2 separate regions of the Homo sapiens genome follow, and region 2 is linked to region 1. Evidence: chromatin loops called from intact Hi-C (ENCODE). Cell type or tissue: GM12878. All regions are shown on one strand. Each heading gives the region's core, and the rest is flanking DNA. Links, peaks and the distances in the headings are about the cores only. Region 1 has its middle 36 kb from the start of LMX1A. Region 2 has its middle 20 kb from the start of ALDH9A1.

What was found. Peaks named below come from ENCODE experiments on the same cell type or tissue, not always from the same donor. Only the 100,000 strongest peaks of a DNase experiment are listed, where the experiment ranks them.
Region 2: it touches region 1 in a loop (4-fold over the local background); 7 of 110 quality-filtered maps call a loop at or near these places.

The regions. Positions count from the first base shown.
Region 1 is chr1:165,391,422-165,394,339 of GRCh38, forward strand. No RefSeq gene overlaps it. Among named protein-coding and RNA genes, the nearest start is that of LMX1A, 36 kb to the left of the region's middle. RefSeq lists a silencer at 1,645-1,694 and an enhancer at 1,805-2,014. In GM12878, for the core only: a CTCF peak has its summit at 1,651 (motif pointing right); a DNase peak (open chromatin) is centred at 1,760.
Region 2 is chr1:165,716,682-165,719,599 of GRCh38, forward strand. No RefSeq gene overlaps it. Among named protein-coding and RNA genes, the nearest start is that of ALDH9A1, 20 kb to the left of the region's middle. RefSeq lists an enhancer at 1,428-1,477. In GM12878, for the core only: a CTCF peak has its summit at 1,406 (motif pointing right); a DNase peak (open chromatin) is centred at 1,429.

The DNA of each region.
Region 1 (2,918 bases), core at 278-2,777:
AAGGAACTGGCCAGAGTTACACAGAGCATCGCTGATGGATGGCAAAGCACAGTAATGAGAGAAACAAAGAAGAATGGATAAAATGAAACTGATACCAAAAAAGTCATTCGTATACAGTTTTAAAACAACAAAATAATACCATATAATTTCCATGGATGTCATGTATAGAAATAAACCTTTGGAAGGTGGATTTTCAAGGACCCACTAGAAAAAAAATAGGAACTTGGAATCTTTGGGGAAGATTTGGATCTGAGATAGCAGATGACAGGAGAAGAATAAACAAAAGAGGTAAATTGGATGGTCTGTTTTGCCATCAACTGAGATAGATAAACTCAATTCTGCTCACCTGGGATTAGAAACCATCTTTATAAATCTATATATATATATTTTTTGAAACAGGGTCTCACTCTGTCACCCAGAATGGAGTGCAATGGAGCAATCACGGCTCACTGCAGCCTTGACCTCCTGGGCTCAAGAGATCCTCTCACCTCAACCTCCCGAGTAGCTGAGAATACAGGTGTGCACCACCATACCTGGCTAATTTTGTTTTTTGTATTTTTTGTAGAGATGGGGTATTGCTATCTTGCCCAGGCTTATAAATCTATCCTTTAACAGCACACTAAACCCATAGCAGGTGTTCAACTCATAATTATTTAATAATTTTTTAATCTGTGTGTTTTATCCTTCAGATCCTGGGCTTTCTAAGGAATAGGACTTTTTCAGCGTTCTCTCTGAAACCAGTGCCCAGAGCTTAGGGTGAGCTCCTGCTTTCATGTAAGGTAATGAAGTAGAATGTCAATCTATCTCTAAAAGACATTATTGATTTGATGAGGTAGAAGGAACTTTAGAGATTATCTGGTTAGAATCTTTGATTTTACGGAAGAGAAAGCTGAAGGCCTGAGAGGTTTAGAGACATGCCTAGGTCAGACAACTCACCTGCCCTCTAACTCCCTGTCCCCTGCTCCTTCCACTGGGCCACCTGCCATCAGCATTGCTCCTCCTAAGGGCATTGCAACTTCAGCTTGCTGTGAACACCCACATCTGGCTCTGCAAATTTGGGAAGGGCTGATCTGGCACTTTTGTACTCTGCATGACAACCAGGAAAAGAACAACAGAAAATTTCCCTAAAACATCTCCCCATTAAAAGCTCGCATTTAGCCATTCTCAAATATCTCAAATTCTACCTGTGGGAAAGAGGTCTGACTGTCATGTTGCTGTGGGAACAATATTGTTGTACAGAGTGGTCACCCGCTTTGAAGAACCAGTCCTGATGTGGCATTAGCCTTCGGCTTTGTATGTGATGCCGGTGAATTGGCAGTTACATACCTGTGTCCCCTTTAGCTAGTGGGGTGGCTGACAGGTGAGGAGGAGGTTGTTCTTTCCCAGCCTGAACCTGACTCCTTTTCATGCATTCTCTATGGGATGCTCCAACCATTCCCCCTTGAGATTCCTCTTCTAAGCCCATTTCCCGAGTCTGAAGTAAACACTCCATTGAGTGAGTATCTGGCTAAGGGCACCCTTTCCTCTGAGTCTATTTGAAGTTCATTTCTCAAACTACTCTTTTTGTTTTCAATTTTTAAAGTCCCTTCCCTCTCAGTCCTCCTGGAAGCGGCTTTCTCCGGGATGTGATGCCCCTGAGCGGACAGCAGAGGGCGCCCATGCCTAACAATCTTCCCGCACAAAGTGTGCAGCCGGGAGGGGCAGGTTGCAAGAGTCCCTCGCAGCTGCACAACCCAAGATGCCTCCCCTGGGGAGGCTGGGCGGGGCCAGTTCCTCTGTGGTCTGTGGTCTGTGGTCTGTGGTCAGAGATGGTTGTGTGCGCCAGCACTGTCACGGGAGACATTTCCATGGAGTTTTCTGTAGAGGAGGGTGAAAGCTGCTCTTCCTGGCTGGGAAAGAGTTTGGGTCTCCAGTTCTCTTCATAAACTAACAAACCTCTTATTCAAATCTGCCTTCCCTGCCTGCCTTCGGAGAAAAGGGGTTTGTGCCTTCCATTCCACTCCGCACTTAGCCCCTCCCAGTAACTCCTTAATTAATCGTGTAGCTGCCGCCCCAAGCTTTCTCCTAGTGGAAAGGCATTGTTGATTTATTGCCTGAAGCCTTGAGATCGTTTGGCTCCAAGACCCAGTTCTTCCAGAGCCTGAGTCAGTTTTTTTGAGTTACAGAAGTGGTGGCAAATTTTCATTCATAGAGGGTAGATTTGGTTTTTAAAAATGATCAAATGCCATTCAGCTCCAAATCTCTTGAGCAATGTAGGAAATAAAGCTGAGAATATGAATGTGCCAGCCTGGGCCCTGGTGTATGCTGGGTTCCGGATTGATGGGCATGTTACATGAACCTGGACCAGGAGATATGTTATAGTTGTTGTTATTTAATAAGTCTTTACTATAGAATCATGAGATCATGTATCTTAGGTGGCCTTAAACCAGCTCTGAAGACAAATGTAAAAGGGAACTATCCAAGGAAAATATCACTGTAGTAAAACTCCTGAAGGAGATGTTAGCTAAATGTTGGTTTGTTTATCCAAGTTCCACATTTATTAAAAAACACCATCCCTTATTATTTTATGTTTGTTCTTCATATATACCAATCCCTCAACCTACAAATATTTCATGGGCACAGAATATAAAAAGTTCACTGAGGGCCGGGCATGGTGGCACACACCTGTAATCCCAGCTACTCGGGAGGCTGAGGCAGGAGAATTGCTTGAACCCAGGAGACGGAGGTAGCAGTGAGCCGAGATTGCACCATTGCACTCCAACCTCGGCTGAGACTCCATCTCAAAAAAAAAAAAAAAAAAAAGTTCACAAGGATATAGGCCCAAAGGTCTTGAAGTTGAGTGGCACTGGCTCTGCATCTGCCATGAGAGTAGCTGAGTTCCCCAGGCTACCACCGTGTGTGTCCCAAGACAAGCCATT
Region 2 (2,918 bases), core at 160-2,659, 330 kb after region 1:
GTGAGCCTGAAAAGAAAAAAGGCCCTTTTTTTTCTTTTTTCTTTTTTTTGTGACAGAGTCTCACTCTGTTGCTCAGGCTGGAGTGCAGTGGTGCAATCTCAGCTCACTGCAACCTCCGCCTCCTGGGTTCAAGCGATTCTCCTGTCTCAGCCTCCCAAGTAGCTGGGATTACAGGCGCACGCCACCACACCCAGCTGATTTTTATATTTTTAGTAGAGATAGGGTTTCGCCATGTTGGCCAGGCTAGTCTCAAACTCCTGACCTCAGGTGATCTACCCGCCTTGGCTTCTCAAAGTGCTGAGATTATAGGCATGAGCCACCGCACCCAGCCAAAAAAAGGCTTTTTGAAAAAGAGGATGAGGCAGTGGGTAGCTAGGAGCACATCGACCCTGCCTCTTGGTCCTCAGACAAGAGAAGAGAAACAGCAGCGTCTGCTCAAAAGGGTTGTGAATTATCATGGATTATCAGATATATTTGTGTAATTACATTGACATTTCCCTCATAAGAAAGTTAGGTTTTTAGTTCAAGTGGTAGGAGTATTCTATGATAAAATTGAGAATCTAGCAAAGTCTCAGCAAAGAACAGGGGCTGCAGAGGACACATTGAAAATTAAATACAGAGCAAAGGTGAGCCAGGATGGAGGAAGGCCTCGGCAGACTGGAGACATGCGATAAGAAAGACAATGGTCCCAGGAGAAGAGGGACAAGGGGGTCAAAAGGCATGCCAGAGAGACCCTCCCAGATCTACCTGCTCTCTTTCTCTCCTATTTTTAAGATTTCTCACCTTGTCGAGGGGGAAACAAAGCCTTTTATTGTTTTTTGTTGTTTTGTTTTTACATGGAAGTTTATTGAGAAGCTTGAGGAGTGGCAGGAGAGTCCAGGAATAAAAAAATGTAATAATACTTGCTGTGCATTTACCAGGTCTATGTCTTCATGTTCAACCACAGGGAGCCTCTCGTTGGCCCCATTAGAGGACCCATTCTTATTTATTTATTTTTGAGACAGGTTCTCATTCTGTCTACCAGGCTGGAGTGTAGTGGCGTGGTCTTGGCTCACTGCAGCCTCGACCTCCCTGGGCTCAGGTGATCCTCCCACCTCAGCCTCCTGAGTAGGTGGAACTATAGGCACCTACCACCATACCCGGCTAATTGTTGTATTTTTTTATAGAGACGGGGTTTCACCATATTGCCCAGGCTGGTCTCAAACTCCTGGGCTCAAGCAATCTGCCCACCTCAGCCTCCCAAAGTTCTAGGATTATAGGTGTGAGCTACCGCACTTAGCCCAGGGGACCCATTCTAAAGTTTCCTCAGTGTGTAATCTACTCTACCTGTCTCCCTTCCCCTAAACAGTGGATACAAAACACTTCATCTCCCTAAAAAGCAGGCAGGGCCAATTTTTGTCACTAGGTGGCATGCACATATAAGCAGTGAGTTGAGTTGCAGAAAAGATGAAGGAAAACTAGAAAAAGCAAACCCATTCAACAACAAAGAAGGAACTTCAAGAATGAGGTAAACATATTTAAATTGCCTTTTTGAAATCGTTATCACCAACTTGCTTTTTTTCGTGCCCCACAACTTCAGGCTGAGTACTTGGTAGTGATAGAAAGAACTATCCCTGAACCAGGTGGCAGCAAAAAGCAAAACATGGACTAAGAGAAGCCAACAAGCCAAAGGAACTAAGGGCTTAATCACCCTTTTGGGCAGCCCACTTCTATCTCGAATGGCCTCTCTAAATCATTGTGCATATTATTTAGTATTTTTATATTATCCAAAAGTCATTCCCCCCCACCCCACAGTTTTTTTTTTTCTTTTTGAGACAGAGTTTTGCTCTGTCACCCAGGCTGAAGTGCCAGGATCACCTTAAATTATCCAGTGGGATCACCTTAAATTATCCAGTGAACATGAAGCACAGCCAAGACTAGAGGAAAATGAAATGTGTTCATCCACAAGTCTAGTGCTTAATCAGCAAGATTTTACTTGATAAAGTTAAAGCTTTCAGACAAATGAAAATAATCTTAAGAAAAATAATCTAACTCCAATCTAGAGTCATTATAAATTAATGATTACAGGGGAAAAGAGAAAAACAAATTGTCAAATGATTTCTTAGTGTATATAGAAACAATATGAATCTAAATTTTTTGAACACTTCACTATTCAACTGCTTTTAGTAATGTTCCCTTATAATTTACAAAGGAACTTTACATATATTATTCTCATTTCATTTTTGTAACAATTTTATGAGTATGCAGGCCATTGCAGGAATTATTGTCCTCTTTTTTTAGACAAGGAAACTGACGCTTACAGTAGCTACCAGTTGTAAGATTTCTGAGCAGATTTCTACTCAACTCACCTTTGTGTCCACAATGCCCGTAGCACAGGGTCTTGCACAGAGGTCGTGCTTTAAATGTGCTTGGTAAATGGGTGAACGAATGTATGCAATTATAGCATGATACAAATGTCAGGTTCTTGCCCTTTCTGATCCTCCAGAAAGTATATCTGAGAAAAGAAGTCACACTCTTGGCTAATGTCTTTCTGGAAAATTGGTTGTTCTTGATTATTTTCACCGAGTTATTCATTGCTATAATATAGTCAAAATCTTAGATAAGTCCACCACATCTAATTTAAAGTGGTCTTTAGTGTTCCAAACTTGACTTCACTCAAATTTCCTTATTCTTCAAGTTCCAGAGAGAACTTTATTTATTTTTTTCCAATGGCTTGCTGCCTGATGCAACCCATTAGTCAGTGGTAAAATTAATGGATTATGACCACATTTTTCGAAGAATGAAATAAAATACCAAAGTGCATAAAAGAGGTATTGTTTCATGGGACTTCTATAACTGGGATGCAATAATAAAAATGTGTTTCTTACTGTGGGGTTGTGGTCAAAAAAGTTTGAAGACCACTGCACTAAAGTATTGCC